Linked DNA regions of Homo sapiens: region 2 is linked to region 1. The links are chromatin loops, found by intact Hi-C in ENCODE. Cell type or tissue: Panc1. All regions are shown on one strand.

Region 1 (8,000 bases):
GATTCTCCTGCCTCAGCCTCCCGAGTAGCTGGGATTCCAGGCACCTGCTACCACATCCGGCTAATTTTTGTATTTTTAGAGACAGGGTTTCGCCATATTGGACAGGCTGGTCTCGAACTCCTGACCTCAAGTGATCCACCCGCCTTGGCCTCCAAAAGTGCTGGATTACAGACATGAGCCACCACGCCCGGCTTAATTTTGGTTTCTATGTTGATTTTTCCGTCCGAAAAATCTATCTAGTTTTGAAAGTGGGGTGTTGAAATGTTCTACTATTCTTGTGTTGAAGTCTCTCTCTCTCTCTAGCTAGAATAATATTTGCTTTATATGTCTGGGTGCCTTAGTGTTGGATGCATATATATTTGCAACCGTTATATCCTCTTGCTGAACTGACTCCTTTATCATTATATAATGACCTTCTTTGTCTCTTTTTACAGTTTTTGACTTTGTCTATTTTATCGGATGTAAGTATAGCTACTCCTGCTCTTTTTTGGTTTTCATTTGCATGAAACATTTTTTTTCCACCCTTCTCTTTCAGTCTATGTGTGTCTTTATAGGTGAGGTGAGTTTCTTTTTTATTTTATTTATTTTATTTATTATTTATTTATTTTTTTGAGACGGAGTCTCGCTCTGTCGCCCAGGCTGGAGTGCAGTGGCACAATCTCGGCTCACTGCAAGCTCCGCCTCCTGGGTTCACCCCTTTCTCCTGCCTCAGCCTTCCAAGTAGCTGGGACTACAGGCGCCCGCCACCACGCCTGGCTAATTTTTTGTATTTTTAGTAGAGACGGGGTTTCACCGTGTTAACCAGGATGGTCTCGATCTCCTGACTTCGTGATCCGTCCACCTCGGCCTCCCAAAGTGCTGGGATTACAGGCGTGAGCCACTGCACCCGGCTGGTGAGGTGAGTTTCTTGTAGGCAGTATGTAGTTTAGTCTTTTTATTTTTATCCATTCAGCCATTCTATGTTTTTAAATTGGAGAGTTTAGTCCATTTACATCCAATGCTATTATTGATAGGTAAGGACTTCTTATTGCCGTTTTGTTACCTGTTTTCTGGTTGTTTTCTAACTCTTCTTTCTTTCTTACTGTCTTCCTTTGTGGTTATTTTCTCTGGTAGTGTGGTTCACTTTCTTGCTTTTATTTTTTGTGTGTCTATTATAGGTTTTTGTTTTGTGGTTACCATGGGGGTTACAAAAAAAATCCTATAATTATAAGAAGTCATTTAAAACTGATGACAACGTTGTAAAGAAAAGAAATAGCTAAAACAAAACTAAAAAATTCTATACTGTTACTGCATTCCTCTCACATTTTCATTTTTTTGTGGTCTCAATTTATATATTTTTTATCTTAAATTTTTTTTTTTCTGAGATAGAGTCTTGCTCTGTCGCCCAGGCTGGAGTGCAATGGGGCAATCTCAGCTCACTGCAACCTCTGCCTTCAGGTTCAAGCGATTTTCCTGCCTCAGCCTCCTGAGTAGTTGGGATTACAGGCACCTGCCACCACACCCAGCTGATTTTTTCTTTTTTTTGAGACAGAGTCTCGCTCTATCACCCAGGCTGGAGTGTAGTGGTGCAATCTCGGGTCATTACAACCTCCGCCTCCTAGGTTCAAGCGATTGTCCTGCCTCAGCCTCCCGAATAGCTGGGACTACAGGCGTGCACCACCATGCCCAGCTATTTTTTTGTATTTTCAGTAGAGACGGGTTTCTTTTTTTTTTTTTTTTGAGACAGTCTTCGCTGTGTTGCCCAGGCTGGACTGCAGTGGCACGATCTCGGCTCACTGCAAGCTCTGCCTCCCAGATTCACACCATTCTCCTGCCTCAGCCTCCCGAGTAGCTGGGACTACAGGTGCTCGCCACCATGCCTGGCTAAATTTTTGTATTTTTTGGTAGAGGCGGGGTTTCACCTTGTTAGCCAGGATGGTCTCAATCTCCTGACCTAGTGATGGGCCCGCCTGGGCCTCCCAAAGTGCTGGGATTACAGGCGTGAGCCACCGTGCCTGCTAATTTTTGTGTTTTTAGTGGAGTTGGGGTTTCACCATGTTGATCAGGCTGGTCTGGAACTCCTAACCTCAGGTGATCACCTGCCTCAGCCTCCCAAAGTGCTGGGATTACAGGCATGAGCCACCGCGCCCAGCCTTTATCTTAATTTTTAAATTTTAAAATAATTTCTCTTTCCCATTGGTCTGTGTGATGCATCACTTTATATCTTTTTATAGTGTCTTCCACTTAATAAAATGCTGTATTATTTTTCATGTATTTTTTAATCTTTATACTTAAAACATAAGTGGTTTCTACACTACAATTACAGTTTTAGAGTATTGTGAATTTGTCCATGTACTTGCTTTTACCAGTGAGTTTTATACCTTCAGATACTTTCTTGTTGCTTGTTAGCATCCTTTTCTTTCAGATTGAAGAACTTCCTTTAGGATTTCTTGTAAGACAGATCTGATGGTGATAAATTATCTCAGCTTTTGTTTGTCTGGGAAAGTATTTCTCCTTCATATGGGAAGGATAGCTTTGCTGGAAACAGTATTTTCAGTCAAAAGTTTTTTTCCTTCACTTTGAATATGTCATATCATTCCTTCCTGTCCTATAAGTGTTCCACTGAAAAGTCTGCTACTAGACATATTGGATCTCCTTTATGTGTTACTCGTTTTTTTTTTCTTGCTGCTTTTAGGATCCTTTCCTTGTCCTTGTCCTTTGAGAGTTTGAGTATTATATGCTTTGGAGAGTCTTATTTTAATTGAATCCCCATGGTGATTTTTGACCTTTTTATACCTGGATATTAATATTGCTCTCAAGATTTGCATACTTCTCTATTATTATTTATTTGAATAAATCTTCTATCCCTATCTCTTTCTCTACTTTCTCTTTTAGGTCAGTGACTCTTAGATTTGCTATTTTGAGGCTATTTTCTATATCTTTAAGTGTTTTTTCATTCTTTTTTCCTTTTTTCTCTTCTGCATATTTTCAAATAGCTTTGAGCTCACAAATTCTTTCTTTTGCTTGATCAGTTCTTCTGCTGACACACTTGACGCATTTTTAAACTTGTCAATTGCATCTTTCAGCTCCAAGTTTTCTGTGCTTAAAAATTATTTCAATCTCTGTTAACTCTGATAAATTTTAGAATTACTTCTCTGTTTTATTGAAGTTCTTTGAGCTTCCTCAAAATAGCTGTTTTGAATTCCCTGTCTGAGAGGTCATATGTCTCTATCTCTCCATGGTCAGTTATTGGTGTTGTATTTAGTCAGTTTGGTGAGGTGATATTTGTTCTTAATGTTCTGTTCTTTTTTTTTTTTTGAGATGGAGTCTCACTCTGTTGTCCAGGCTGGAGTTCAGTGGCACGATCTTGGCTCACTGCAACCTCTGCCTCCTAGGTTCAAGCAATTCTCCTGCCTCAGCCTCCTGAGTAGCTGGGATTACAGGCATGCACCACCACATCCAGCTAATTTTTGTATTTTTAGTAGAGATGGGGTTTCACCATGTTGGCCAGGATGGTCTTGAACTCCTGACTTTGTGATTTGCCCGCCTTGGCCTCCCAAAGTGCTGGGAGTGCATGAGCCACTGCGCCCGGCTTTGTTCTTAATGTTCTTAATGCTTGTGGACATTCATCGATGTCCAGGCATTGGAGAGGTGGGTATTTATTCCAGTTCTCACAGTCTGACTTAGTTTGTTCCTGTCCTTCAGAGGGCCTTCAAAAGATTCAAAAGGAACTCTTGGGTTCTTGTCTATGGTCACTGCAGCCATTTCAGCACCAGAGGGCACCCTAAGCCCAGTTATGCTGTGACTCTCTTCCAGCCTCCTAGATACCCAGCCCAGATGGACGTGGGGATGATCAGGGAGAAATCCCTGAGTTGCAAGGGAAAGTCACTCATTCATTTTCCTCTTTGTCACCCAAATGCCCAAATAGAAGGAGTCTCTCTCAGCACTGAGCTGCCTGAAGTTGGGGGAGGGGTTATATGGGCACCTCTGTGGCCATCACAGCTGGTATTATGCTAGGTTACACCCCAAGAACATAGCTTCCTGACCAGTGCAGCACTAGGGGTCACACAAAGACCGAGGTCACTATGGCCTGGCTGCCACTAACACTTATTCAGGCTTTACCACCCTTTCCTTCCCCACCCACCCCTCCAGCACACAGATTCTTCCTACAAGCTGCTTTAGTTGCTTGGGGTTAAGGGAGGAGTTGTGTCGGCAATGTGAGACTGTCCCTTCTACCCTTTTTAATGTGTCTTTTCTTCTTATTATGCTAAAACCAGGTACTGTGATTGCTCCTCTGATTTTGTAATTCTTGTGAAGGTGCTTTCTTACGTGGAGATTTGTCCAATTGGAGGTTCCTGTGCAGGGACGATTGCTGGAGGGTTCTTTTCAGCCATCTTGCTCCACCTCCCTTGAGACAGTTCCTATTAGTTTGCTGAAGTCTGTGCTCTGGCAAGCAAATATACTACTTGGATGAAGGAGGCAGAAATATAGATCAGATGCTAGTACAAATGAGTGGTTACTGGTTAGATAACTTTGCTTATAAAGTGTTTAGCCAATGGATCAATATCAAACTAGACAAATGAAAAATTCAAATTGTGAAAGAGTAGGTTGAGAACAATACCATTTTGGTTTTGAAAATGATATATTTGAATTCAAAATATAAGCCTAGGCAGCGTAGTGAGACCCTGTCTCTATAAAAAATGAAAATAATAGCTGGAGATGGTGGTGTGTACCTGCTAGGGAGGCTGAGGTGGGAGGATCACTTGAGCCCAGGAGTTTGAGGTTACAGTGAACTATGATCACACTGTTGCACTCCAGCCTGAGTGACAGAGTGAGACCCTGTCTCTGACAAAACAAACAAACAAAAAACAAAAAACAAAAGAGAACAAGGAAATATTTATGTATTATCAGCAGTGTAAGGTAGCACAGCTGTCCAACAGAGCAATACTCAGTGATGTTAAGAATATGTGTACTCTGTGACTCTCTACAACAATTTGACTCCTGAGAATATATCCTAGAGGAACCCTTCATTGACAATCAGGGAGACAGAAATAAGGATGTTCATCATATTTTTGTTTGTAGCAAACAAGAAGCAACATAAAAGCAGTACCTTAGACCTGGACAAGAGGGGCCTCTGCTCTAGATCTGCACTTCAGAATTCTTCGTGTATCACAATGACATAAAAAGTACACATGGGCACCCTGGCCACTGACTTCATATTTAGGGCTGGCACAGCCTGACCTGTGACCCTGCATATTCTTTGTTGTGACTGATGTTATTCAGGCTCCAGGGCAATGCATCCATATATCTTGCTCTACGTCCTTAAAAAAGGGGGCTGAATTAGAATGTTGCAAAGGTCTTTAGATTGTACTGTTGCCAGCCTTGGAGATGGGCACTGCTTCGGAGCATAGAAAACACTTGAGTGGCAAAAAAAACTCAGGTAAGGGATAAAATAAATTAATTACAGAACTTGACAAATCCTTCCTCTCAGATGCTACAAATACATTAGAATCTCACATAATGAAGCATCGTTTCTCAGTAGTGCTGGGGATCCATTTCTTTGCTTCTCTCGATGTTCCAATTCAGGTTACTCACAAATTAACACTGTGTTTGCAACACACAAACCTAGCAGCTGAGGTGCATTTGCAATAATGAGCAATTCATATTACTAAATATATATATATGTGGTTTAGACAAAGGGGCTTAAAATGAATAACTGATTATTTACATTGGCAACTAAATGGACACAGTGCTAGAATTGTAAATAGTTTTATTTTTGTAAAAATATATTAAGCTTGTAATCCCAGCACTTTGGGAGTCTGAGACAGGAAGATCACTTGAGCCCAGGAATTTGGGACCAGCCCAGGCAACATAGTGAGACCCCATCCACACACACACAATTAGGAGAATTGTTTAAGCCTGGGAGGTCAAGGCTACAGTGAGCCAATATTACACCACTGCACTCCAGCCTGGATGACAGAGCAAGACCCTGTCTCAAGGAAAAAAAAAAATATATATATATATATATATAAAAATACATATGAAATATGTATTATATATGTACATGAAAGTTTAGTCAAATTTTCAAAAAACTAAATTTACTTATTTATTTATTTATTGAGACTGAGTCTCGCTCTGTCACCCAAGCTGGAGTACAGTGGCGTGATCTTGGCTCACTGCAACCTCCGCCTACCGGGTTCAAGCAATTCTCATGCCTCAGCCTCCCAAGTAGCTGGGATTACAGGCACGTGCCACCACGCCCGGCTAATTTTTGTATTTTTAGTAGAGACGGAGTTTCACCATGTTGGCCAGGTTGCTGTCTAACTCCTGACCTCAAGTGATCTGCCCACCTTGGCTCCCAAAGTGCTAGGATTACAGGCGTGAGCCACTGCACCCGGCCAGAAAACTAGATTTAAAATTCCACTTCATTTCAACTATTTTGACCAAATATTTGTTTTTTTGTTTGTTTGTTTGTTTGTTTGTTTAGTGAGATGAATGATTGCCTTTATTTATTTTGAGATAGCTTTTTGCTCTGTTGCCCAGGCTGGAGTGCAGAGGCTTGATTATACCTCACCGCAGCTGCAACCTCTCAGGCTCAAATGATCCTTCTGCCTCAGCCCCCCAAGTAGCTGGGACCACAGGTGCATTCTGCTACACCTGGCAAATTCTTTATTTTTTGTAGAGCTGGGATTTTCCTATGTTTCCCAGGCTGATGTCAAACTTCTGGGCTCAAGCAATCCTTCTGCCTTGAACTCTCAAAATGCCAGATAGTAAGTGGGAGCCGCCATGCCTGCCCAATATTATTTTAACCGCACAATGATTACAGAAAACAGTGTGACCTTTCTAGGTTTAGAATAAATTATTTTGAAAATAGAAGCTAAACATTTAAGACAGATAAATAGCAATCACGGTCCAGGATAAAAATTCAAAATAATACAAAATAATAATTATTTTGAATGGCTAAACATTTAAAACAGATAAATAACAATCACTGTCCAGGATGAAAATTCAAAATAATTCAAAATAATAATAATGGTTAATAAAGTGAGAAAAGAAATCATACACAAAATAGAAATCGAAATATTTACATTATTCACTTCAACTAGATTGCAGAAAGTCATGTTGAATAATTATATATACACACATATTTGAACTACCAAAAAACCCACAAAGAAGTAGAAAATTAAGGAATGCTTCACTGATTTTATACCTGCTATAAAAAAAAAGTTCAGGCTTTTGGCTTAAGTCACAAAGTGAGAAAACATTTCTCAGTTTTAAGCATTGATTCAAAAGATTGCCCAAAGCAAGCCAGCGAAGAAGTCTGGATGGCCCTGGAAGCACATTTCTTTCCCTCCTTTGGTAGCTTAGCAGGGAGCTGGCTCATCAGGACTGAGCCTGTCTGCAGAGGGACAGCTAGGCCACTGGCTGATGCTAATGTTCCCAGGAGGTAGAGATTCTTCAGGGCTGTTCCCAAGACCCTTGATGTGTCACTCTACACTTGGTGTTCTTCCTGGACCTGAGATCCCTTGATACATATATTTTTTTCTTTCTTGGAGAAACTAGGTCGTCCCCACTGTCTTTTTTTTTCTTTTTTTTCTTTTTTTTGAGACGGAGTCTCGCTCTGTCGCCCAGGCTGGAGGGCAGTGGCGCGATCTTGGCTCACTGCAAGCTCTGCCCCTGGGTTCACGCCATTCTCCTGCCTCAGCCTCCCGAGTAGCTGGGACTACAGGCGCCTGCCACCACACCTGGCTAATTTTTTTTTTTTTTTTTTGTATTTTTATTAGAGACCGGGTTTCACCGTGTTAGCCAGGATGGTCTCGATCTCCTGACCTCGTGATCCGCCCGTCTCGGCCTCCCGAAGTGCTGGGATTACAGGCGTGAGCCACCCCCACTCCCGTTTAGTTCAAAAATTTTTAAGTATGTAACAGTGAGGAGGCAAGGTCCTGTCTTCTCGACTGCTGTTCATGGCATGTCTAGTCTTTTGCCTTAGGCTGGCCCCAGAGACTTTGGCCAAGTTGCAT
Region 2 (8,000 bases), 810 kb after region 1:
TTCTCACTCCATCCCTTTTTCAGCTCCCCTTCCATCTGAGAGCCACTTTGGTCAGCAATAAAATCCTTGGCATTTACCATCTCCAATTTGTTCATGCAACTTCATTCCTCCTGGATGCCAGAAAAGAACTGGGGTGCAGGTGCAAAAGGCTGCCAGACTAACCCTCCACTGAGCTGTTAACACTTAAGCCATCCGTGGACAGCAAAGCTAAAAGAGCACTGACTGTAACACTCTTTCTGGGTCTTCAGGGTTGTGGGCACCCCCCTAGGTGTTACTGGGGTGGGGAGGGCTGCACACAGTTTTGTTCCTGCCGGTGCCCAAAAGTGCTCACCCTGGCTCCTGCACCCACTCACCAGCATTCCCCTTCCTGTGAGGAGTAGAACACAGCAGGACCAAGCAAGTGGAGTCCGCCCCTGTTGGCACCTAAGCAGCGGCTAGTTCTAGCACCTGTGCACTCCAGTTCCCACCACAAAGGAGTCAGGGAGATTTCCTGCTTCGGAATGCGATATAATCATAACAATGGAATGTTATTTGGCAATAGAAAGAAATGAAGTACTGGTATCTGTACAGCATGGACAAACCACAAAAAGCATAACATTAAAGAGGCAAGACACAAGGGATCACATATTGTATAGCTCCACTTATCTGATAAATTTATAAGAGACAGTGGATCAGGGGTTGCCTGGGAAAGAGATGGGAAGGAACCAGATTGACAGTAAAGGGAATGAGGGATCTTATTGGGGTAATATTATAGAAGTGTTTTAAAACTGATTTATAGTGATGGTTGTACAACTTGGTAATTTCACTAAAAATTATTGAATTGTACACTTGAAATGGGTAAGTTACATATGTAAAATATGCCCAAATAAAGTTGTAAAACAATTTTTAAGGTGCAATTGAATCATCTTAGCGTCTTGTTAAAATGCAAACTGAGTAGTAGGTACTATGGTTTGAATATGGGATTTTTTGGCCCCACCAGGTCTCATGTTGAAATTCTATCCCCATTGTTGGAGCCTTATGGCAGATCCTTTATGAATGGCTTGGTGCCATTCATAAAGGGATTGAGTTTTCACCTTTGGTTCCTGAGAGAATTGGTGTTGAAAAGAGCCTGGCACCTCCTCCTCTTTTCTTGGTCTACTCTCCACGTGCTGTCTGCACGCAGCCCCCCTTCACCTTCTGCCATGAGTGGAAGCAGCCCAAGGCCCCACCAGAAGCCAAGCAGGTGCCAGTGCCATGCTTCTTATACAGCCTGCAAAACTGTGAGCCGAATACACCTCTTTTCTTTACAAATTGCCCAGCATCAGGTATTCTTTTCTAACAACGCAAATGGACTAAGACGGTAGGTTTGGGGCAAGGCCTAAGATTTGCATTTCCAGTAAACTCAAAGGTGAAGTTGATGCTGTTGATCCAGAGACTACATTCTGAGTAGCGAGGAGACAGATGTCCCAAATTCCTACTTCTCCAATTCAACTAACCCCAGACAAGTCACTCCCTCACTTGGGCTTCATTTATGAAGATGTAGCATCCTCAATCATCTCATTCTGAATACTTCATTGGCCTTGAACCATGTCATGAATGCAGCAAATCCTAAATGAAAAATTTGTATTTCTCCCCTCCTTTTCTTTGTTTGCCTAAGCCAGCATGTGAAACTTTAGCACGTCAAGCTCACCCAAGAAGCTGTTTAATATGCAGATTCCCTGACCCCCCGCCGCCCCCCACCCCCAAGACATTCTGAATCTGTAAGCCATCACTACGAAAACTGCCTTTTTAACAAGCACTTCAGGTAACTCTTATGCAGGTGATTTAAAAATTGTCTTTTGTGCACTGTTAATCTAAATGAGCACAGATCAATAGAAATATGATGGAAGCTCATATGTTATTTTAAATATTCCAGTAGCCACATTTTAAAAAGTAAAAAGAAACAGGTGAAATGAGCTTTTATAATATATCTTATTTAACCCATTAAAACCAATATGTTATCATTTTAACATGTAATCAATATAAAAATATCGAGATAATTTATGTATTTTTTTGGTAGTAAGTCTTTGAAATCTGGTGTGTATTTCAAATTTATCACACATCTCAATTCAGACTAACCATATTTCAAGCACTCAGTTTTGGTCACCGACCCAAGACCTGTTGGATCATAAACTCTGGGTATGGCCCAGTAAGCTGTATTCGAGTAAGCTCTCCAGGTGATTCTCGTATTCACTTGAGCTTGAGAACCACTGATCTATGCTATTGTTTCTTGAACTTGACTGCACGTTGGAATCACCTGGGAAACTTAAAAAAAAAATGCTTATGCATGAGTCCGAGTCCCAGAAATCAAGATTTCTTTAAAAAGGCCTTCCAGATGATTCTAATATGCACCAAAGTTCAAAAGCTGCTGCTCACTGTCTCTTAAAGATGCCTACCTTATTATCTTCAGCTCCGAGAAGTTACTGGGCTCCTTTCATCATTTTCTGTGATGTATCATGCTCTGCTCACCAGTCCCCCCAAGTCCACATTTCTTGTTTATTCCACTTTGAGTTTTTAGAAAAAAAGTAATCATCTAAACCACTACTGCAATTCCCTTCCTAAAAGGGAAATCTCTGAAAAATCTGCATCCTTCAGCTTCTCCCCGATGATTGCTAGTCCCCACCTGCTTGACCCACTCAGCAATTCTCACCCCTTACTCCATCTCCCCATAGCCCCCACGGACCCTGATTCATCTTCCGGGAGCATCAACCCAATAACAGCTCCATCCCACTGCCTATGTGGCTCCCAAATTTTGGACACTTATCGGTGACTTTTAATTGAGCTGTGGCCCTCTCCTGTATTTCAAAGGAATCCCTGAAGGCCCAAATCATCCCTAAAAGTCTCCTCCAGAGAAAAAGAGCAAAAACAGAAATCAACCCATGAGCCTCCTTTCCTACCACTGCTAAGAGTTTCCATTCAGTAGATCTCCATTTCCCACTACCTTGGGTTCCAGCAGCTCACTGGGAGAGGAGGGATCTTTGAGAAGGTCATCTGATCATGTGTGGAAGGAGTCGAGGGAATTAAAAATCAGATTGCATGCCCATGTCATAGACTGTTCGGGAAAAAGCAGCTGCTTGGCATGTGTGTGTGCAGCCCACACAAACAACATAGGTCATGTTTACGTCTATGTAAATATGTATAGTTGAAGCACCCTCTAGTGGAACACCTAGAGAAGGTCACACTCTCTGGAGAAACTCACCCTTGGAGAAAAAAAAACAAAAAACAAAAAAACAAGGTATTTGGAAATCTTATCTGCCCAGAGCATCCATGGTGAGATATAAGAGCACAAGTCTATAGTGTATTCATGTACAGGGGCACAGGCCAGCCCGGTGTCCACCTGGTCTGCTGGGTGAGGAGGGGGCATGAGCTGAACTGGCCTTTCTTGAGGCCTCACATGGAGGCTTTGATTCCCCTGTTGCCTGAGGTGTAAGAAAGCAGTGTTGGGATGTATTTTACAGATTACCACGGGTTCCTTTCAGGCTAAGAAGCTGTCCGTCTCCATTTCAAATCAAGGAGTGGGGAGAGAAGATAGATTATTCACTATTGGGACAACTGGATTGCTATCGGGAAGAGGATAACTTTGAAGCATGAATCAACTTTCATACACTAAATAAATTCCAAATTGAAACATAAAGAATTTGAGAAAAGGAGTGAAGATTATGTTGAAGTAGGAAATACCTTGCCAAATGTAACCCCAAATCGTAAGTCATTTTAAAAACCATTGAGAAAGTTTAACACATAAAAACAAAACATTTCTACATGGCCAAAAACAATGCCATGAACAAGGTCAAAAGACAAATAGCACACAAGGGGAAAAATGCAACGGATAGTACAAAGGGATAAAGTCCTTAATCTAGATGGTGTTCCTACAATTAATAAGCCACACACTCGGAGTTCAATAGAAAAAAAAATGAACAAGGGATATGAACAGACAGGTCACAGAAAAGGAAAGAAAAAATTATGCTCTTAAACATATAGAACAATGTTCATTCTCATTCGTAAGAGTTGTTTTTCAACATCACAGAGTAGGATCATATGCTAAGCAGGGCAAGTACAAGGAAGCAGGCACAGTCACATGTGGGAGTGTGGAATAGAAACTGGCACACTGTTCATGAAGGGCAATTTTTTAATAGCCTTGGTCAAAATAAACATTAGCCATACACATTGACCCAGCAAGTCCACTTGTAGGAATTTACCTTACAAATATGCTTACAGATGTGTGAAATGATGCATGCATGAGGAAATTCATGGAAGCATGGTTTGCAAGAGCAAAATCCTAGAAACACTGTAAATGCCCATCCAGAAGGGACTGGGGAAATAAATTATGGTACATCCATACAATGGAATACTATGCAGCCATGGGCTCCACGTTTCCAACATAAGTCATCTCTATCTGTGGAGATGTGGATTAATTTTCTACATACATAAAGTGAAAATAACAAGATGAGGTGAGGATGTGAAGATTTTCATTAAAAAAATGAGGCTCCCTGGGGGGAAAAAAAAAATGTTTCTCAGGTTGTAGAACCAGCTGGTGATATTTTTATGATTTTGGTATAAATGTTGCTTGTTTTGTTTTTAATTCAATAGTTTAAAATTATCACAGAGGGAATACATAAATGTAAGAAAAGAATGGTTAGTTTTTATGTTATGGGCACGACAGTCATATAACTGCTTGTATTTTCCTCTGCATTTGCTGCTAGAAAGCTCAGAGCCACATTAGTAGCCCACCTCTTGTTGTACAGTGTTTCAGGGCATGTGTATTTTGTACTAAACTCTCTGCTGACTTAGTTTTATTTTTTTACAACTCTTTACTTTCCTAAACAATTATTTTACATAGATTATAATAAACTGCTTCAAATGCATCTTGTAATGAGACAGTGCTGTATACCGACTGTTTGTGTCACCCCCACCCCAAGAAAATTCATGTGTTGAAATCCTAACCCGCAGTGTGGTGGTATTAGGGAGGTCGGGCCTTTGGGAGGTGATTAGGCCATGACGGTGGAGCCCTTGTGAATGGGATTAATGCCTTTATAAAACAGGCTCCAGAGAGTTCCCTCACCCCTTCCACCTTGTGAGGACACAGCAAAAAGATGGCTGTCTATGAATCAGGAAGCAGGCCCTCACCAGACACTGAATCTGCTAGTGCCTTTATCTTGACTTCTCAAAATATAAGAACTATTTTTTTGTTGTTTATAAGCCACCCAGTCTATGGTATTCTGTTATAGCAGCCCAAATGGACTAAGACCGATAAGCATATCTTTTTTAAAAACACTAGAAAAAGAAAGCAAAGTGAAGAAAGTAGTATACGCTTCTGTTTGCATTAAAAAGAATACATGCATATGCACATTTGCATAAAAATATCTCTGGAAGGTTAGTAACTCTAGTTTCCTGCAAGGGCTAGGGAACAGAAGACAAAGGGAATCTTATTAATTACTAATAACTAGTTAATAAAATACAAAATAATTTTTAAAAGTTGTTTTATGCCATATACATCTTTAATAAATATTTTTTAAAGTTATCCTTCCCTTTGCTCTAAAGAGCCACTTGATTGCTTTGAGCACCGCTCTCCTGGTTGCTACTGTTCCGCCAACAGGAAGCAGTGTAATAGAGGAGAAATTGACTTACTGTCACCCACTGACTTTCTGCTGTAATGTGGACTCACTGGTTCTGTGTATTGTGCCAGAGCTGCTGAAATATCTATAAATATTTTTACTGTATTATGAAAAATGAAAACTTGGCCCATCTCCCATAGTTTGCATTTTTTTTAAAAAAACGCAATTGGAGATAAATATGATTTTTTAAAATGTATTGAAAGTGAGGTCCTTAGTAGGGGAAAGACAAGGGCATGATGAGTTTTCTAAAGAGTGAGGCTTTCACTTTCATTCTCTACTAAGGCTCACATCTATGTAAGTCCCCAACAATGATGCACTGTGTATTTTTTAAAGTCAGGTTTATTGAGGTATAATTTATACACTGTTTTATATATATACAATTGACCCTTAAACAACATGGGTTTGAACAGCATGGGTCTGTTTATATGCAGAGTCTCATCTGCTCTTGACACTCCTGAGATAACAAGACCAACCCCTCCTCTTCCTCCTCCTCTTCAGCCTACCCATCGTGAAGATGAATGAAGACCTTTATGATGATCCACTTCCACTTAATAAATAGTAAATACATTGACTCTTATGACTTTAATGACATTTTCTTTTTCTAGCTCACTTTTATTATATCAATACACTGTGTAATATATAAAATATGTATATACGTATAACATACAAAACATGTATAAATTGACTGTGTTATCAGTAAAGCTTCCAGTCAACAGTAGGCTATTAGTAGCTACATTTTGGAGGAGTCAAAAGTTATATGCAGATTTTCAACTGCAGGGGTGTTGGAACCCTTAAGCCCTGCATTGTTCGAGGGTCAACTGTATGTATAACTGTTATATATAAAAAATTCACCCTTTTTAGGATATAGTTCAGTGAGTTTTATTTATATATATATATATATATGACAAACATATATAGTTCATATATAGAACATTTCCATCACCTCAAAAATTTCCCTCCTTCCCCTTTATCATCAAACCTTCCCTTATCCCCAGTTCCTTAACATTTTTTTTTTTTTTTTTTGAGACAGTGCCTCACTCTGTTGACCAGGCTAGACTCGACCTCCTGGCCTCAAGCGATTCTCTGGCCTTAGCCTCTCAAGTAGCTGAAACTATCAGCGAGTTTTAAGTTTTTATTTGGGAGCAATTTTACAGTTACAGAAAATTTGTAAAGATAGTTCACAGTTCTCATATATCCTTCATCCAACTCTCCCTAATGTTATTATAACATCTTACATAACAGTGGTTATACGTATCAAAACTAAGAAATTAACACCGGTAAATTACTATGAAGCAAGCTTTTATTTTATTCAGATGTAACCAGTTTTTCTATTAATGTCATTTTTTGGTTTCAGATCCTATCCTGGATCCCACCTTGTGTTTAATCATCATGTCTCCTGAATCTCTTGTGACCTGTGACAGCTTCTCAATCTTCCTTTGTTTTTCATGACCCTTTTTAACTTGTTTATGCCTAGTGTTCCATTATTGGAATGCTAAGTGTGTGGGAGTTATTTATATCCTACTGCTCAAGGTCATTGTCAAGGTCTGATTTTTCACTCATGCAAAAATTCAAAAAATTGTTAAGAATACTGGTCAGATAGTATGTAGTACGTCTCTCAGTTTGGGTTTGTCTTCTGTTTTCTCACAACTAGACTGGGCTTATGGATTTGGGGTAAAAATGCCAGAGAGATGAGGTGTCCTTCTCAAGGCATCATGGCAGGGCACATACCATGGTTATATAAGATGTTAACTTTAGGGAGAGTTGGATGAAGGATAAACGAGAACTCTGAACTACCTTTGCAAATTTTGTGTAAAGCGTAAAATTGCTCCCAAATAAAAAGCCATAACTGACCTATAATTCCAGCTATCTGGGAGGCTGAGGTGGAAGAATCACGTGAGGCCCATGAGTTCCACTTGATTTATCATTGGTGATGGTGACCTGGATCACCTAACAGTTTTCTCCACAATAAAGTTACTTTTTCACTTTCCAAACTCCATTCATCAGAAGCACTAAGTCTGGCTCACTCTTGAGGAGAAGGCAACTAAACTCCACCTCCTAGAGGGGAGCTCTCTCCACATATTATGTGGCCACCCCCCTCCTCCAGGCGGTCTTCTCCCTGTGCCATCTTTCTCAGGGAGCACCTGCAAAGGCCTGTGGAGAAGAATCTGCATGTGTCCCTGTGACTTCCCCTTGTGACTGCAGCTCCTCACAACTCTCTACTCTCACCCTGGTCCACCCTTGCGATTTACCACCATCTACAGTTTTAGCTGAATCCTTCATATTCACTTCTTAATCCTTGTGTAGCCTGGGCATCTCTCCTATGCTCTGTTCTGCTGAGCTGGTGGTTCCCTCCCATCTCTCCTTGGAAGT

What was found. Hi-C counts contacts between places; a loop is a spot of excess contacts. Peaks named below come from ENCODE experiments on the same cell type or tissue, not always from the same donor. Only the 100,000 strongest peaks of a DNase experiment are listed, where the experiment ranks them.
Region 2: a loop joins it to region 1, with 4 times the contacts of the local background. A loop is called at or near these places in 7 of 110 quality-filtered maps.

Annotation. Positions count from the first base shown.
Region 1 is chr7:23,567,028-23,575,027 of GRCh38, forward strand. No RefSeq gene overlaps it. Among named protein-coding and RNA genes, the nearest start is that of CCDC126, 26 kb to the right of the region's middle. In Panc1, a CTCF peak has its summit at 3,746 (motif pointing right); a DNase peak (open chromatin) is centred at 3,774; H3K27ac peaks cover 727 bases.
Region 2 is chr7:24,378,937-24,386,936 of GRCh38, forward strand. All of the region lies in intron 1 of LOC107986777 (a long non-coding RNA gene), which reads right to left. Among named protein-coding and RNA genes, the nearest start is that of NPY, 99 kb to the left of the region's middle. In Panc1, CTCF peaks have their summits at 3,165 (motif pointing left) and 3,383; a DNase peak (open chromatin) is centred at 3,157.